Regions from separate parts of the Homo sapiens genome. Here region 1 is linked to region 2. Evidence: read pairs that join two places in POLR2A ChIA-PET (ENCODE). Cell type or tissue: GM12878. All regions are shown on one strand. Links, peaks and the distances in the headings refer to the core of each region. The heading gives the core; the rest is flanking DNA.

Region 1 (5,000 bases), core at 1-5,000, 280 kb after region 2:
TGATCTGCCCGCCTCGGCCTACCAAAGTGCTGGGATTACAGGCGCGAGCTACCATGCCTGGCCAAAGCAGAATATTTCTAATCACGAAAGTAGTATCAAGGGGCTTCATACTAGTTTCTTACATTTTGATGGTAAGGGTTGCAAGAGACTGAGGCAGGAGGATCACTTGAACCCATGAATTTGAGGCTGCAGTGAGCTGTGATTGCACCACTGTGTTCCAGCCTGGGCAACAGAGCAAGATCCCATCAGACTGTGCCTTTTACATGGTCATTTTAGCATTTCTTCCTAGAAAGTAGATTGAAAAAAGGCTCTCAAGATTAGATAAAATACATTTTGGTTTGAGACTGGATTTAATAATCTATCTTTTTTTTTTTTTTTTTAAAGGATGATTTTTTTCAAAGCAGTCCAGAAATTTCTTCTTAGGTTGTTTTAGTGTGAGATGTGTGTACGTGATAAAGATAATACTATATTTCATATAAGTTTTAGAAAATGCTTTTCTTTTGAGATTTGTTTTACTTCTCTTATCCTCAGTCACATGTTGGTGTGTGTTCAATAATGATTCTACTTTGAAGTGAAATCTGTTTGATTTTAAGAGATACATTTTCAAAGGAAATGTGCTTTAGCTGAAGCTATTGTGTCCATTAAACTGTGCATGCCTCATTGGGTCATTGTGCCTGGCTTCTCAGTGCTAACAGCTGGCATGACAGGCCTAGTATGGGGTGCACATTTCATCGTTAGATGGGTGCTGCTTCTGTTGGTGACAGGCCTAGTGTGGGGTGCACATTTCATCGTTAGATGGGTGTGGGGTGCACATTTCATCGTTAGATGGGTGCTGCTTCTGTTGGTGACAGGTCTAGTGTGGGGTGCACATTTCATCATTAGATGGGTGCTGCTTCTATTGGTGACACCTCAGTTCTGTCGCTCTGCTTTAGTAAACTCAGGGATTGTTTTATTACTTTGTTAGATTTTTATTGTTCATATAGTCAGAAATCACATGAAATGAAAACCCTATATAGGTTTGAAATTTTTTGAAAGTTGCACTCAAGAGATGGAATTGTTACTAAGGTTGATAGAGCCATATTTCTCATTAGCATGGAAGTATCTTTTTCAGTCTATTGAGTGTTCAGTTGGCTGTAATTCTGTCATTCCCTAAAAGGTTAGGGAATTATGTAAACTTTAAGGATGATTTTAAAATGTAGCATGCAACAATGGAAAGATGGTTTTTCTTCTTATTAAGAAATATCTTTCTTAATTGTAGGATATATTTTCTAGTTTAGGTATTTCTGAGTTACTAAATTTCAAAAAGTACATATTTTAATATTTAAGATTACTAACATAATTTTAGTTTTAGCCTGTTAATCTTTTATACAAATTAATTATTAGTATAGCTATAACCTTTACTAGAAAGTCTATAATGTCTGCATCTTGAACATGTGATGAATTTTCTGTGGGAAAAGCTGCATTTCTTAGGACTTTTATTTTATTTTATTTCTTAGCACTTCTGGTGCCTCTACCTCAAGAATTTTGTTGCAAGACACAACCAATGTCACAAGAGGATTCTCTTGTTGCTCTAAACTGTGAGATTAACTTTTCATGCCTGCTAAATTGTGATCAAGTGTTTTGGGATGGTGATTCTCAAATAGACATGAGTGAAACTTTAATATATGGCCTAAGGCCTGGGCGCAGTGGCTCACACCTATAATCTTAGCACTTCGGGAGGCCCAGGTGGGCAGGTCTTTTGAGCCCAGGAGTTTGAGACCAGCCTCGGCAACATGGCGAGACCCCATCTCTACAAAAAATACAAAAATTAGCTGGGCGTGATGGTGTGCACCTGTGGTCCCTGCTACTCAGGAGGCTGAGGGGAGGATCGCTTGAGCTCAGGAGGTCAAGGCTGCAGTGAGCTAAGATTGTGCTACTGCACTCCAGCCTGGGTGACAGTGAGACCCTGTCTCAAAAAACAAAACAAAACAAAAAACTATTAAAAAATATATGTGGCCCAAGATAGTTGAGAAATATATGACAGGATTTCAAGAATATGTTAGGAAATAATATAAAGTGGCTAAAGTGGGAATATGGTGCTTGGGAAAAATCAGATTATTAGAAAAACATAAAATTAATTCAATGAACAAAATTTATGGAATGTTGAAGGTGTTAGGTTCTATGCTAGTCACTGCTGATTTCTAAGGCAAGCAAAATATGTTTCCTTGTCCCCCAAAAGTTTGTAATCCAGTAGTGGAGGCAGACTCATAAATACAGGGTTATAATAAAATGTGCTCAGCACTGCACTGGAGGAATGCACAAGGGCCCCATGGAAGAGGCACTTTCTCATCTTAGTGGAGAAAAGGAGGGTAGTCAAGGAGGGGCTCACATCTGCTTTCTCAAGCAGATGGAATGTAAGTTGAACTTTGAAAAACAGGTAAGATTTGTCAGGTTTAGAAGTAAGACAAGGCTGGGTGTGGTGGCTCACACCTGTAGTCCCAGCACTTTGGGAGGCCGAGGTGGGTGGACCACCTGAGTTCAGGAGTTCGAGACCAGCCTGGCAAACATGGTGAAACCCTGTCTCTGCTAAAAATACAAAAAATTAGCCTGGTGTGGTGGTGGGCACCTGTAATCCCAGCTACTCGGGAGGCTGAAGCAGGAGAATCGCTTGAACCCGGGAGGTGGAGGTAGCAGTGAGCCAAGATGGGGCCATTGAACTCCAGCTGGGGCATCAAGAGTGAAACTCCGTCTCAAAAAAAAAAACAAAACAAAACAAAAGAAGGAGGACAAAAGTATTTGGTTAAAGGAAACAGGATGTGAGAATAAGAGCATAGAGTTTTGGGGAGCTGCCAGTTGATTATTATAGTTGCAATGGAGGGTGCTTGTGTGGTGGGGACAGGGTAAATGAGAGAGAAACTCTGTCCTCAGAGCTATAGAAAGCTACTTACCAGATTTGCATTTTTCAGAGATCCTCTGATGGGGGTGTGGAGAACAGATTTGAGACAAGAAGTCATGTTAGAAGTCTATTATAGTAATCCAAGTTAAAAATGTTGGGATGCAGATGAATTAGGAAGGAGGGGAACTAACAGGGCTATGAGGAAGTAACAGGGCACAGTGATTCTGTGATGTGTGAATGAAGGTTGGTAAGAGAGGCAGGGTCAAGGATGACTTGATTTTTGGTTGGCTTGGATACCTACGTGGATGACAGTGCCATTTTCTAAGTTGTTAATACATGGGAAGATTGGGTTGGGTCACACTGGGGAGGTCAGGTAGTCAGTTTTGCATATACTGAGTTTAAAGGGCATGTAATCAAAAGTGTCCATTTGACAGTTGGATTTACAGCCCTGAGCTGGGAGATCTGGGAGAGGGTGACCTATCAAGAACTTACAGAGTAGAAGGAAGGCAGGCTGGAGCTTATAGAAAATAGTTGGTGCTTAGATGGGAGATGGAGAGCAGCTAGGAGAGGTAGGAAGAAAACTAGGAGAGTATTACCATACAGAAGTCCTTGGAAGAGGGAGTTCAAAGGTAGAAGACATTGACTGTATAGTGAAAAAAAAAAAAAACTGTACATCATCTTAGCAAAAAGATTCTTTTTGCTATGATTCTTTGTGAATCAAGAATTTCTTGCACTATAAGTAATCTCCTCCCTCTGAGAAAGTTTTAATGACCCCTAAACTCTGCATATTATATAGGTAGTAAAAGGAAAGTAAAATTTTAACTTCATTTGAGAAAGCATGAAATAAGTAAGGGTTCCTGCTCTTTTTTTTTTTTTTTGAGATGGAGTCTCACTCTGTCACTGAGGCTGGAGTGCGGTGTCGCTATCTCAGGTCATTGCAGCCTCTACCTCCTGGGTTTAAGTGATTCTCCTTCCTCAGCCTCCCTTGTAGCTATGGACTACAGGCCGGGCCATCACGCCCAGGTAATTTTTGTGTTTTTAGTAGAGACAGGGTTTCACCATGTTGGCTAGGCTGGTCTTGAACTCCTGACCTCAAGTGATCTTCCCGCCTCGGCCTCCCAAAGTGCTGGGATTACAGGTGTGAGCCCCCATGCCTGGCCTCCTGTTCTATTTATTTATTTATTTAGTTTAGAGACAGAATCTCGCTCTGTTGCCCAGGCTGGAGTGCAGTGGCGCGATCTCAGCTCACTGCAACCTCCGCCTCCTGGTTCAAGCAATTCTTTTGCCTCAGCCTCCCAAGTAGCCGGGATTACAGGCATGTGCCACCACGCCCAGCTAATTTTTGTATTTTTAGTAGAGACGGGGTTTCACCAGGTTGGCCAGAATGGTCACTCCACATAGACTTCAAAGGATGTATTGAACAGTCTGAGGGCCCAGGCGGAGACTTGGTGCAGAGGCAGAGCCACTGTGCAGAGTCCCCACTAGGACAGTGCTTAATGGAGCCCTGGGAGTGGGCTAGATCCTGAGACTCCAGAACTGAAGGGTCAGCATTATGCAGCTCTCGTCTGGGAAAGCTATATAAGACTTTCAATCTGTGAGAGCTTCTTGGGGGACTGAGCCCAGCAAAGCCAAAGAAGCCAGGCTGCCTGAGGCCTTGGGGGCCCAACTGCTGTTCCAGTGTGTCAGGATGTGGGATGTGGAAGCAAAGGAGATTATTCTTCAGCTTTAAGACTTAATGTTGTTTTCCCTTTTGGATTTTGGACTTACTTGGAACCACTTATTCCTTTCTTCTTGCCTAGTTTTCCCTTTGGGAATGGGAATGTTTATCCTGTGCTTGTCCCACCATTGTATTTTGGAAGCATGTAACTCGTTAATTTCACAGGCACAACTGGAGAGGAATTTGAATCAGGATGAATTGTGCCTTGAGTCTTATCCGTATCTGATTTAGTTCACACTCTGGACTTGGACTTTAGAGTTGATCCTGGAAAGAGTTAAAACTTTTAGGGGCTATTGGGATGGAATGAATGTATTCTGTATGTGAGAAGAACATGCATTTGGAGGCTATGGGCAGAATGCTGTAGTTTGAATGTCCCCTCCAAAACTAATGTTGAAATGTAATTGCCAT
Region 2 (10,740 bases), core at 2,599-7,598:
AACAAGATTATTAGAGCTCCAGGGAACTTGGAATGATAAAACTACAATTTGAAAGAGGGAGTACAATGTAAGTGTGCTTTAGACTGTTAAAGACAAAAAATGAGAAACTAAAACCCTGAGAAGAATATACTGGGAAAAAAGTAAGAGTCAGATGTGAAAACAAGCCAAATGGTACTTTTAGAAATAAATATTATAATTTTAAAATGCAATAGATAGATTAAATAGTAGATTAGACAGAAATGAAGAGAGAATTCAGTAAAATGGAAGACAGATCTGAGGAAATTACCCAAAGAGCATTAGAGAGGTCAATGAGGCATAAAAGAATAACTAAGGGCATAGAGAGCACAATGAGAAGGTCCATATGCATCTAATACAAGATTCAGATGATGAAAACAGAGATACGGTGTTAGTTTGGGTCCTCCAAGAAGCAGATGCTGAGACGAGATGTTGGGAAAAACACCTGTGAAGGAAAAAGAGGAGGAAGCAGGAGGAGGCAGGGAGAGCCTTCAGACCATGGTGTAGGTATGATGGAGAGAGAAGAAAGGAGTACTGGGTAGGAAGAGACTCAGAGTGAGACGCAGATGTAAGAAAGTTTGGTCACACTGATGGGGAGTCCAGGAGCCAATGTCATCCATGAAAGGATCCTACCTCCTGCAGCAGTGGGCCAGCACTGGTACCCCTGTCATATTCTGCCATCAGCTGGGAGCAGCCCAGGAGAAGCGTGAGTGAATCTGAGACATGGCCTCTGGGGCTCAGTCAACTATGCTTCCTCCAGCAAGACAACCGAGCAGCATGATTTTATGGCTGCCCCAGTGAAGGAGAAGCAACATTTTAAAAGATAATAGTTAAGGACTTACCAGAATTGTAAAAGTCATGAATTCTCCGTGTAAAGAATACCAAGTTCTAAGCAGAATAAATAAAAATGAATCCATGCACACAGGACTGAGGCTCCAGAATTTCAAAGACAAAGAGGAAGCCTAAAGAACAGCCAGATAGCCAGCGTGGTGGCTCCTGCCTGTAATCGCAGCACTTTAGGAGGCCCAGGCGGGCGGATCATGAGGTCAGGAGATCAAGACCATCCTGGCTAACACGGTGAAACCCCGTCTCTACTAAAAATACAAAAAAAATTAGCTGGGCCTGGTGGCAGGCGCCTGTAGTCCCAGCTACACGGGAGGCTGAGGCAGAAGAATGGCTTGAACCTGGGAGGCGGAGCTTGCAGTGAGCCAAGATTGCACCACTGCACTCCAGCATGGGCCGAATGAGCGAGACTCCGTCTCAAAAAACAAAAAACAAAAAACAAAAAACAAAAAACAGCCAGAGAGATATGGCAGATTACCTACAAAGGAAGAGCAATCAGACAGAAGACTTCTCAGTAACAAATGAGAGCTGAGCAGGGTTTGGCGGCACGAGACTATAGTCCCAGCAACTTCAGAGGCTGAGGAGGGAGGATCGTTTCAGCTCAGGAGGTCTGGGCTGTAGTGCACTATTCCAAACAGGTATCCACACTAGGTTTGGCATCAATATGGTGATCTCCCAGGATCAGGGGACCACCAGGCTGCCTAAGGAGGGGTGAAGTGATAGCCCAAGTCAAAACTCCTGTGCTGATCAGTAGTGGCCACTGCACTCCAGCCTGGCCAACATAGTGAGACCCCATTTCCAAATAAATAAGAAAAAAGAGGGTTGAGAAGTTGAGAAAACAAATGAGGAAAAGAAAAGTTGAGAAGACAAAGAAATACTATCTTCAGAGGGTTGAGGGGAGATTCTATACTAAGCTAAAAGAGAGTCATTGAAAGATGAGGACAAAGAAGCTGTTTTTAAACAAGAACTAAGTACATTCACAGGCTCTTACTAAAATGCACTAAAGTATATATTTTCAGAAAATAAAATGTGTACATAAAAGAGTACTTAGAAAGACGAGTAAAGACCCTAGTAAATAAAAATATATACAGTTTGGGCTGCACAAAACAACAAAAATAACAGTGAATAAAATACAAAATACAATAAAATACCAAAAAAGGAGAAATTAAAACACTAAATAAGAAAAAAACTGGGTGGGGGAGGTGATAGGGTAATTTCTGACTGCTATTTAAGTATACACATTGAATATTTTTAGGATAACAAAGCTAGTAGAGAGAAAAAGAGAAAACCTGGTAAAACTCAATTCAGTAGGAGACAGGAAATGGAGAAAAAACAGAAAAAGTATGGGAAATAGAAAGCATGAAATAAGACAAATAATTCAAAAAACATCAACAATTGCTATAAATGCAAACAGACTGAAATAGCTGGTTAAAAAACAGGTTATTAATAGCTGGTTTAAAAACCCAGACTCGAGATTTTTTTCTTAATTTAGCTATAAGCTATTTACAAGAGGCCCATCTAAAATACAACAACATACAAAACTTAAAAGTAGAGACATTAGAAAACATGTACCAGACAGAAACTGACCAAAAAGGGGAAGAAGACTGGAAGGGCTATATTAATATCAGTAAAAGCCTAAGGTAAAAGCATCATTAGGATCAACTGGTTCTTTACAGCCCACTTACTGGTTCTTAAGAATTAGACAAGTTACTTAAAGTTTTTGAGCCAGTTTCCTCACTTGTAAAATGGGATGATAATAATAGACTTGTTTTTGAATCTGGAATGTGTTTTTTAAAAGTAACAAATGCAAATACAGCAAAATGTTAACACCGATTTAATCTTTCTGCTGGGTACATAAGTGTACGTTTCATTATTATCTGTACATGTTTTATATATTTGAATTGTTTTTAAAATAAGAATGTTTTAATTTTTTAAGTTCACAAACCCAGTAACCAAGTAAAAATATAAGAGGGGCATTGAAACAACAGTGCTCCATACATCATCTGGGAATGACTAACTATACAACTTTCCTAGGAGACAACTTTGCAAGATACACCAAAGCTTTAAAAATGTAGATACCCAGCTGGGAGCGGTGGCTCACGTCTGTAATCCCAGCATTTTGGAAGGCCGAGGCAGGTGGATCACTTGAGGTCAGCAGTTCGAGACCAGTCTGGCCAACATGGTGAAACCCCATCTCTACTAAAAATACAAAAAAAACAAAAAAAAACAAAAAAAACTAGCTGGGCATGGTGGTGCGCACCTGTAACCTCAGCTACTCTGGCGCTGAGGCAGGAGAATCGCTTGAACCCAGGAGTCGGAAGTTGCAGTGAGCCGGGATTGCATCACTGCACTCCAGAGCGAGAGTCTGTCTCAAAATAAATAAATAAATAAAAATGTAGATACCCTGTCACCCAGTGATTAAATTTTGTAATTTATCCCAAGGAATGAATCAAGAGATGTGTATAAGCATGTATGTACCAGGTTATTGCTGAGTTCAGTCTAATGGTGAAAAATTCAAAACAGCATTAATGTTGTTGGAAATTGCTTTAGTAAATTTTAACACAGTATAACAGAATAGTATGTGGCCATTAAAATTCAGGTTATAGAAGAATATTAATGACAAGCATTGCATATTAATAGGTGAAAAAGATACAAAGCAGTATGCATAGTATGGGCTTGGGTTTTACTTTGAAATATGTGTAGGCTGGGTACAGAGGCTCACACCTGTTAACCCAGCACTTTGGAAAGCCAAAGCAGGAGGATCACTTGAGCTCAGGAGTTCAAGACCAGCCTGGGCAACATAGCAAGACCCCATCTCTACAAAAAATAATAAAAATTAGCCAGGCCTGGTGGCATGCAGCTGTAGTCCCAGCTACTCAGGGGGCTGAAGTGGGAGGATTGCTTGAGCCCTGGAGGTGGAGGCTGCAGTGAGCTGTGATTGCACCAGTGCACTCCAGCCTGGGTGACACAGTGAGACCCTGACTCAAAAAAAAAAAAAAAAAGGAAAATAAAAAATAATGAAATATGTGTATTATGTACACAATTGTCTGGAAGGCTATGGGGCAACATACTACTCATGAAACGTCTCTGGATGGTGGAGATTCTGAATGGCTTTTGTTTTATTGTGCTTTTTTGTGTTTTCCAAGTTTTCTGCAGTGAACATATGGTGCTTTGCAATTAGGAAAAAAGCAATCATCGTTTCTAAAGTAAACGGCAATAATTCAAGTTCATACTCCAATGCAGGGTCCACAAACTATATCCTGCAGGCCCTGCCACCCGTTTTCATACTGCCCATGACTTAAGAATGGTTTTACATTTTTAAATGGTTGAAAAAAAATCAAAAGAAGAATAAAAAGTATAATATGTCATTCTAAATCTTTGTGTTTAATCTATACAGCAACTCTGTGAAATAGGTACTATTATTCATTTTATAGATCAGGAAACCAAAGCTTTTAGATGGGTTATGTAAGTAGTGAAAGATCACATAGTTAATAAGTTGTTGAGCTGGAATTCAGACCCCAGAGTCTTACCCTAGAGCCTGTCCTCTTTTGGGTTTTGTTTTTTTTTTTTTGAGAACGGAGTCTTGCTCTGTGTCCCAGGCTATAGTGCAGTGGCACAATCTTGGCTCACTGCAACCTCTGCCTCCCGTGTTCAAGCGATTCTCCTGCCTCAGCCTCCCAAGTAGCTGGGATTACAGGTGCCCGCCACCAGGCCCAGGTAATTTTTGTATTTTTAGTAGAGACGGGGTTTCACCATGTTGGCCAGGGTGGTCTCCAACTCCTGACCTCAGGCGATCTGCCCGCCTTGGCCTCCCAAAATGCTGGCGATTACCGACGTGAGCCACCACGCCCAGCCCGAGCCTGTACTCTTAATGTGCTTCCCCCATGTGAAAAGTTCCCCAACAAATCAAGGGCAAATCAAGCCAGTACATTCTGGTGAATTCTCAGGAGGGAAGACCACTGCATATCAGAGAAGCTTTGTAGAAGAATGAGGCCACATTTCTACCATGATGATAGGAAACATTAACTCTGAACTTCCAATTAAGCAAAATGTTTTCCTCCCTCAAATAATTCAATTCTTCTCATTAGCAGACTTGTGTTACAGAAAATCGTACCCCATTACTATGTTTGGAGTTTCATCGATAAAAATTCATGGAAATTTGTTTTGTCTGTCGTTATGTAAGCACCTCCACAACGTCGCTGATGTTTTCTCTTGGCCCACAAAGCCTGACATATTTGTTTACTCTCTTTACAGAAAATGTTTGCAGACCCCTGCTCTAATTAACACAAAGAAAGAGGGCAGAGGGGAGTGGCAGGCGGTCACGGTATTGATGAGAATAATTCCCCACACCTGGAACTACAGAGTAGCCAATAACCCAGCTGGTTCTCTCCCAAGCTGCTCCACAAGCTCTTAGTCATTTCGAGATTGAGTTTCTTTCCTCCTCCTGCTCTGTCTATATTTTCTCCATTACCTCTCACCAAGGGGTAAGCAAAGCAAAGGAAAAAAAAGTAAAACTTAGTTCACTCAAGTTTAATACTACTTAGAAACTGACAAAAGGGAAGAGATTTGACTGGTACCTCATCTTTTGAGTTGATTCACCACTGTTTTCTGTTACCTAAAATATTTGAAAATTGGCCACTCCTACAAAGTATCAGTTTGCTCATTCACTCAACAAACCCTAAGCATTTTCCATGTACCCTGCCCCCGGACACAATACTGGATCAATCAGCTAGACAGAGTAGCTCACAGGTGAGCAGAAGCTTTATATATATAACAGCACAACACAACATGTTCTATAATGGAAAGCAGTTTTAAAAGAGTACAGGAAATGCAAAGTAAAACCACAGTGAGATACCACCACACACTCATTAGAATCGCTACAAACAAAAGACGGATAATACCAAGTACTGACAAGGATGTGGCAAACCCAAAACGCTCATATGTTGCTAGTGAGAGTAAAAAAATGCAAGAACTACTTTGGAAAACAGCCTGGCAATTTCTTTATAAGTTAAACATAAGTTTAATATAAGACCCAGTGGCCAGGCCCAGTGGCTCACGCCTGTAATCACAACACTTTGGGAGGCCGAGGTGGGTGGATCATGAGGAGTTCGTGACCATCCTGGCCAACATGGTGAAACCCTGTCTCTACTAAAAATACAAAAATTAGCTGGGCGTGGTGGCGCACGCCTGTAGTCCCAGCTACTTGGGAGGCTGAGGCAGGTGAATCACTTGAACCCAGGAGGAGGAGGTTGCAGTGACTCCAGCCTGGCGACAGAGTGAGACTCCATCTCAAAAAAAAAAAAAAACCCCAGCAATTCCACTCCTTAAAGTATCTTCCCAAGAGGAACGAAAGCACATGTCCATCCAAGAATTGTATACAAATGATCACAGCAGCAATATTCACAGTAGCCCCGAATTAGAAACAAATCTCTATCAACTGGTGATGAATAAACAAAATGTGGTACATCCCTATAATGGAATGCTATTAGCAGTAAAACAAGAACCAGCTATTGGCCAGGCATGATGGCTCCCGCCTGTAGTCCCAGCACTTTGGGAGGCTGAGGCAGGCAGACTGCTTGAGCTCAGGAGTTCGAGACTAGCCTGGGAAACATAGTGAGACCCCCGTCTATACAAAACAAAAATACAAAAATTAGCCAGGTGTGGTGGCATGTGCCTGTAGTCCCAGCTACTCAGGAGGATGACGTTGGGAGGATCACTTGAGCCCAGGAGGTGGAGGCTGCAGTGAACTGTGATTGCACTCTAGCCTGGGTGATCACAGTGAGACCCTATCTCAAAAAACAACAACAAAAAAAAAACCCAACCACTGATGCATTCAACAACACGAATGAACTCAAAAACTTTATGTTGAGTAAAAGAAGCCAGTCTCGGCCAGGCGTGGTGGCTCAGGCCTGTAATCCCAGCACTTTGGGAGGCCGAGGTGTGCGGATCACGAGGTCAGGAGATTGAGACCATCCTGGCTAGCATGGTGAAACTCCATCTCTACTAAAAATACAAAAATTAGCCAGGCGTGATGTGGGCACCTGTAGTGCCCGCTACCCTGGAGGCTGAGGCAGGAGAATGGCATGAACCCGGGAGGCGGAGATTGCAGTGAGCCGAGATCGCGCCACTGCACTCCAGCCTGGGCGACAGAGCGAGACTCTGTCTCAAAAAAAAACAAAACAAAAAAAAAAAAGGTCAGTCTCAAAGGACTACATGTTGTATAATTTTTATACGAAATTACTAGAAAAGACAAAACTATAGAGACGTAAATCACATCACTAGTTGCCGGGGATCAGGGTAAGAGCAAGAACTGACCACAAACAGGCAAGGAGGATGTTTAGGGGGGAATGGAAAGTTCTAAAACTGGACTGCGGTGATGGCTGCACAGATGTATGGATTTACTAAAACTTAAGAGCTTTTGTTGTTTTACTGAAACTTATTCATTTTACACTTAAGATAGGTGAGTTTATCATGTGCAAAAAAGAATTTTTAGCCAGGCACGGTGGCTCACACCTGTAATCTTAGCAGTCTGGGAGGCCAAGGTGGGTGGATCACCTGAGGTCAGGAGATCGAGACCAGCCTGGTCAACATGGCAAAACCCCGTCTCTACTAAAAATACAAATATTAGCTGGGTGTGATGGCGCGCGCGTGTAGTCCCAGCTACTCAGGAGGCTGAGGCAGGAGAATTGCTTGAACCCAGGAGGCGGAAGTTGCAGTGAGCCAAGATCGTGCCACTGCACTCCAGCCTGAGTGACAAGAGTGAAACTCTGTCTCAAAAAAAGGAAAAGAAATTAGATTCTGATATGGGCTACAGCTGAACCTTGAAAACATGCTAAGAAAAAGACGCCAGATACAGAAGAACACATAATATTGATTCTACTTTTATGAGGTACCTAGAATAGGCCAATTCATAGAGGCAGAACATAGGATAAAGGTTACCAGAGGGTGGGGGAAGGGGACATTGGGGAGTTAGTGTTTAATGGGTGGAATTTCTATTTGGAATGATGAAAAAGTTCTGAAAGTGAACAGTGATGATGGTTGCCCAGCATTGTGAAAATACTTAATGCCACTAAATTGTACAATTTACAATGCTTAAAATGGGCCGAGCATGGTGGCTCACACCTTCCCAGCACTCTGGGAGTCTGATGCGGGTGGATCACTTGAGCCCAGGAATTTGAGACCAGCCTGGGCAACACAGCGAAAATCTCGTCTCTACTAAAACTACAACAAATTAGTGGGCACGGTGGTGTGCGCCTGTAGTCCCAGCTACTCGAGAGGCTGAGGTGGGAGGATCGCTTGAGCCGGAGAGGGTGAGGCTGCAGTGAATTGTGATCACACCACTGCACTCCAGCCTGGGTGACAGAGCAAGGCTTCGTCTTCAAAAAAAAGAAACTTAAAATGGTAAATTTTTATCTTATACGTATTTTACTACAGCTTTTTTTTTTTTAACGAAGTCTCCCGTGCACCTTCAGGAGGAAGAGGGGCCTGTGACTTGCCTGTGGGCTCACTTTCAGGTGGCTATTTCTTCATCAGTTGAGTTCTTAACTGTCTCTAATTGATAGCAATTGAAGAAAACGCAGTTTGCATTCACACAGCCCATTGTCCAAATGCCTAAAGACATTAATTTGAAAAATACTGCAAGATTCATGAAACTGATTCTAAATTTACTTCTAAATCATAAGAGCAAACCTGAAATGTGGTTTTAATTGGGTTTACAGGAAGTATAAGTGTTGTTTATGTGACTTGTTCTTCTGTTTAACTGTTGGTAATCACTGGCTACTGCGCTTATCTCATTGCCAGACAGACAAGCAGTTAAGTAATTAAAATATTCAAAATCTGGCTCAGTGGCTCACCCCTGTAATTCCAACATTTTGGGAGGCCAAGGCAGAAGGATCGCTTGAGGCCAAGAGTTCAAGACCAGCCTGAGCAACATAGTGAGACCCCCATCTCTGCAAAAAGAATTTTTTTAAAATCTGAGCTAACAGAAAAAGAGTTTGTTTCCAATGCTTTCATTTTAACACTAACTGTGATAGAGGCATCAAAGAATTAACCTTTTAAAAGATAAATTAGCTTTCGTATTTGACTGTTTGGACAGCTAGCTGTATATGACAACTTTTTGTCCTTTTTCTCCACCCCAAAACAGAGAAACTTGTTGAGTTTCAATTCTCCGAGATGTCTAGATTCTAACGTTGAAGTTCTCATACAAGCAAAACCTCCCAGCAATGGTACATGTCTTGTCAAGGTAAAGACAGAAGATTTTTTTCTTTGCTATCTGTCAAGAAAATAAAAGGGTGTGCCTATTACTTTAAGTAACATTTTCTTTTTCCTTTAATGAAAAGTGTTATGCTTATTCCAGTGGCAGTTTAACAAGGAATCTCGGGTCGTCAGCAAGGCTTCAAAATAGGTGATTAGAACACTACAGGCTGATAGACTCCAAATTAAATTGACAATACCCAATCTAAGCTTCAAAAGATGTGTGTATCGGCACCACCATCAAAAGCAATTCTCTGAGTCACGTTTAACTTCTCCCAAACTCTGAGCCTTTCCAACTAGAACACGGAAAAGGAAAGAAATGCAAGATAAGGCACTTTGCTGTGTCACTCCTTAGAAAGTCAGAGAAAATTAAATAAGTACAACCAAATGGATTTATTGCTTGGGTGACGATCTTCAAGTGACAGGGAAAAAGAATAAGAAAATAAAAATGTTAGCACTGAATAAGGAGCAGAACAATAAATACTTAGAAGATCAATGTACCTGGCTGAGCATGCTGGCTCATGCCTATAATCCCAGCATTTTGGGAGGCCGAGGCGGGAGGATTGCCTGAGGTCAGGAGTTCGAGAGCAGTTCGGCCAACATGGCAAAACCCCGTCTCTATTAAAAATACAAAAATTAGCCAGGCATGGTTGCATGCAACTGTTATCCCAGCTACTGGGGAGGCTGAGGCAGGAGAACCACTTGAACCCGGGAGGCGGAGGAGATCGTGCCACTGCACTCCAGCCTGGGTGACAGAGCAAGACCCCATCTCAAACAAACAAACAAATAAACAAGAAAGATTGATGTACCTGCCTCTCCAGCCTAGTAAGTATGGCCTAGGTAAGTATGGTGATTTTGACTGTGGAAGGTGAGAAAGAACTTTGCACCAGAAGATAAGAGCCCACAGGAAAGACTGGAAGCACTGGACTCTGACAGAAGAGAATGGTCCAGTGGTTCTAGAGGGGTTCTAGAGAATGGTCCAGTGGAGCGGAGAAACGGAGGTGAGATTAATCAAGGTAGAGACCAAGATAAAGCATGAAGCACCCCCAACGGCAGGTTCATGAACGAGGACCACCAAGCGGTTTTCTAGGCTGCAGCTACATGCCAGCGAAGAAGTCTCTGCACCCTCTCCTGCAAGTCAGGGAAGCTGCCCCAGTTCTCAGAGCACCTGGTTCCAGGTGATCAAATCACTTTCCTCTGGGTAGAAGAACCCCCACATCCACACACTCAGTGACACATAAAGACTGTGACCAAAAGCAAATGAAAACACCTAAATTAAGCCCCCAAAATCATTTAAAATAAGGCTTTATAGAAAAGTCATGCAGCCGGGCGCAGTGGCTCATGCCTGTAATCCCAGCACTTTGGGAGGCCAAGGCGGGCGGATCACCTGAGGTCAGAAGTTCGACACCAGCCTGACCAGCATGGAGAAACCCCTGTCTCTACTAAAAATACCAACATTAGCCTGGTGTGGTGGTGTGCGCCTTTAATCCCAGCTACTCCGGAGGCTGAAGCAGGAGAATCGCTGGAACCTGGGAGGTGGAGGTTGCAGTAAGCTGAGATCGCACCACTGCACTCCAGCCTGGGCGACAGAGCAAGACCCCATCTGAAAGAAAGAAAGAAGGAAGGAAG

Evidence for each region. ChIA-PET counts read pairs that join two places held together with the same protein. Peaks named below come from ENCODE experiments on the same cell type or tissue, not always from the same donor. Only the 100,000 strongest peaks of a DNase experiment are listed, where the experiment ranks them.
Region 1: POLR2A ChIA-PET joins it to region 2 with 6 read pairs; 2 of 35 experiments call an interaction of 5 or more read pairs at or near these places.

What each region holds. Positions count from the first base shown.
Region 1 is chr17:67,169,580-67,174,579 of GRCh38, reverse strand. All of the region lies in intron 13 of HELZ (helicase with zinc finger), which reads left to right. Among named protein-coding and RNA genes, the nearest start is that of HELZ-AS1, 73 kb to the left of the region's middle. In GM12878, for the core only: no CTCF peak of the experiment used is centred there; a DNase peak (open chromatin) is centred at 2,839.
Region 2 is chr17:67,447,941-67,458,680 of GRCh38, reverse strand. The region is part of intron 1 of PITPNC1 (phosphatidylinositol transfer protein cytoplasmic 1); the gene reads right to left. It also overlaps the pseudogene RN7SL756P. Among named protein-coding and RNA genes, the nearest start is that of MIR548AA2, 18 kb to the left of the region's middle. In GM12878, for the core only: no CTCF peak of the experiment used is centred there; a DNase peak (open chromatin) is centred at 5,618; H3K27ac peaks cover 1,495 bases.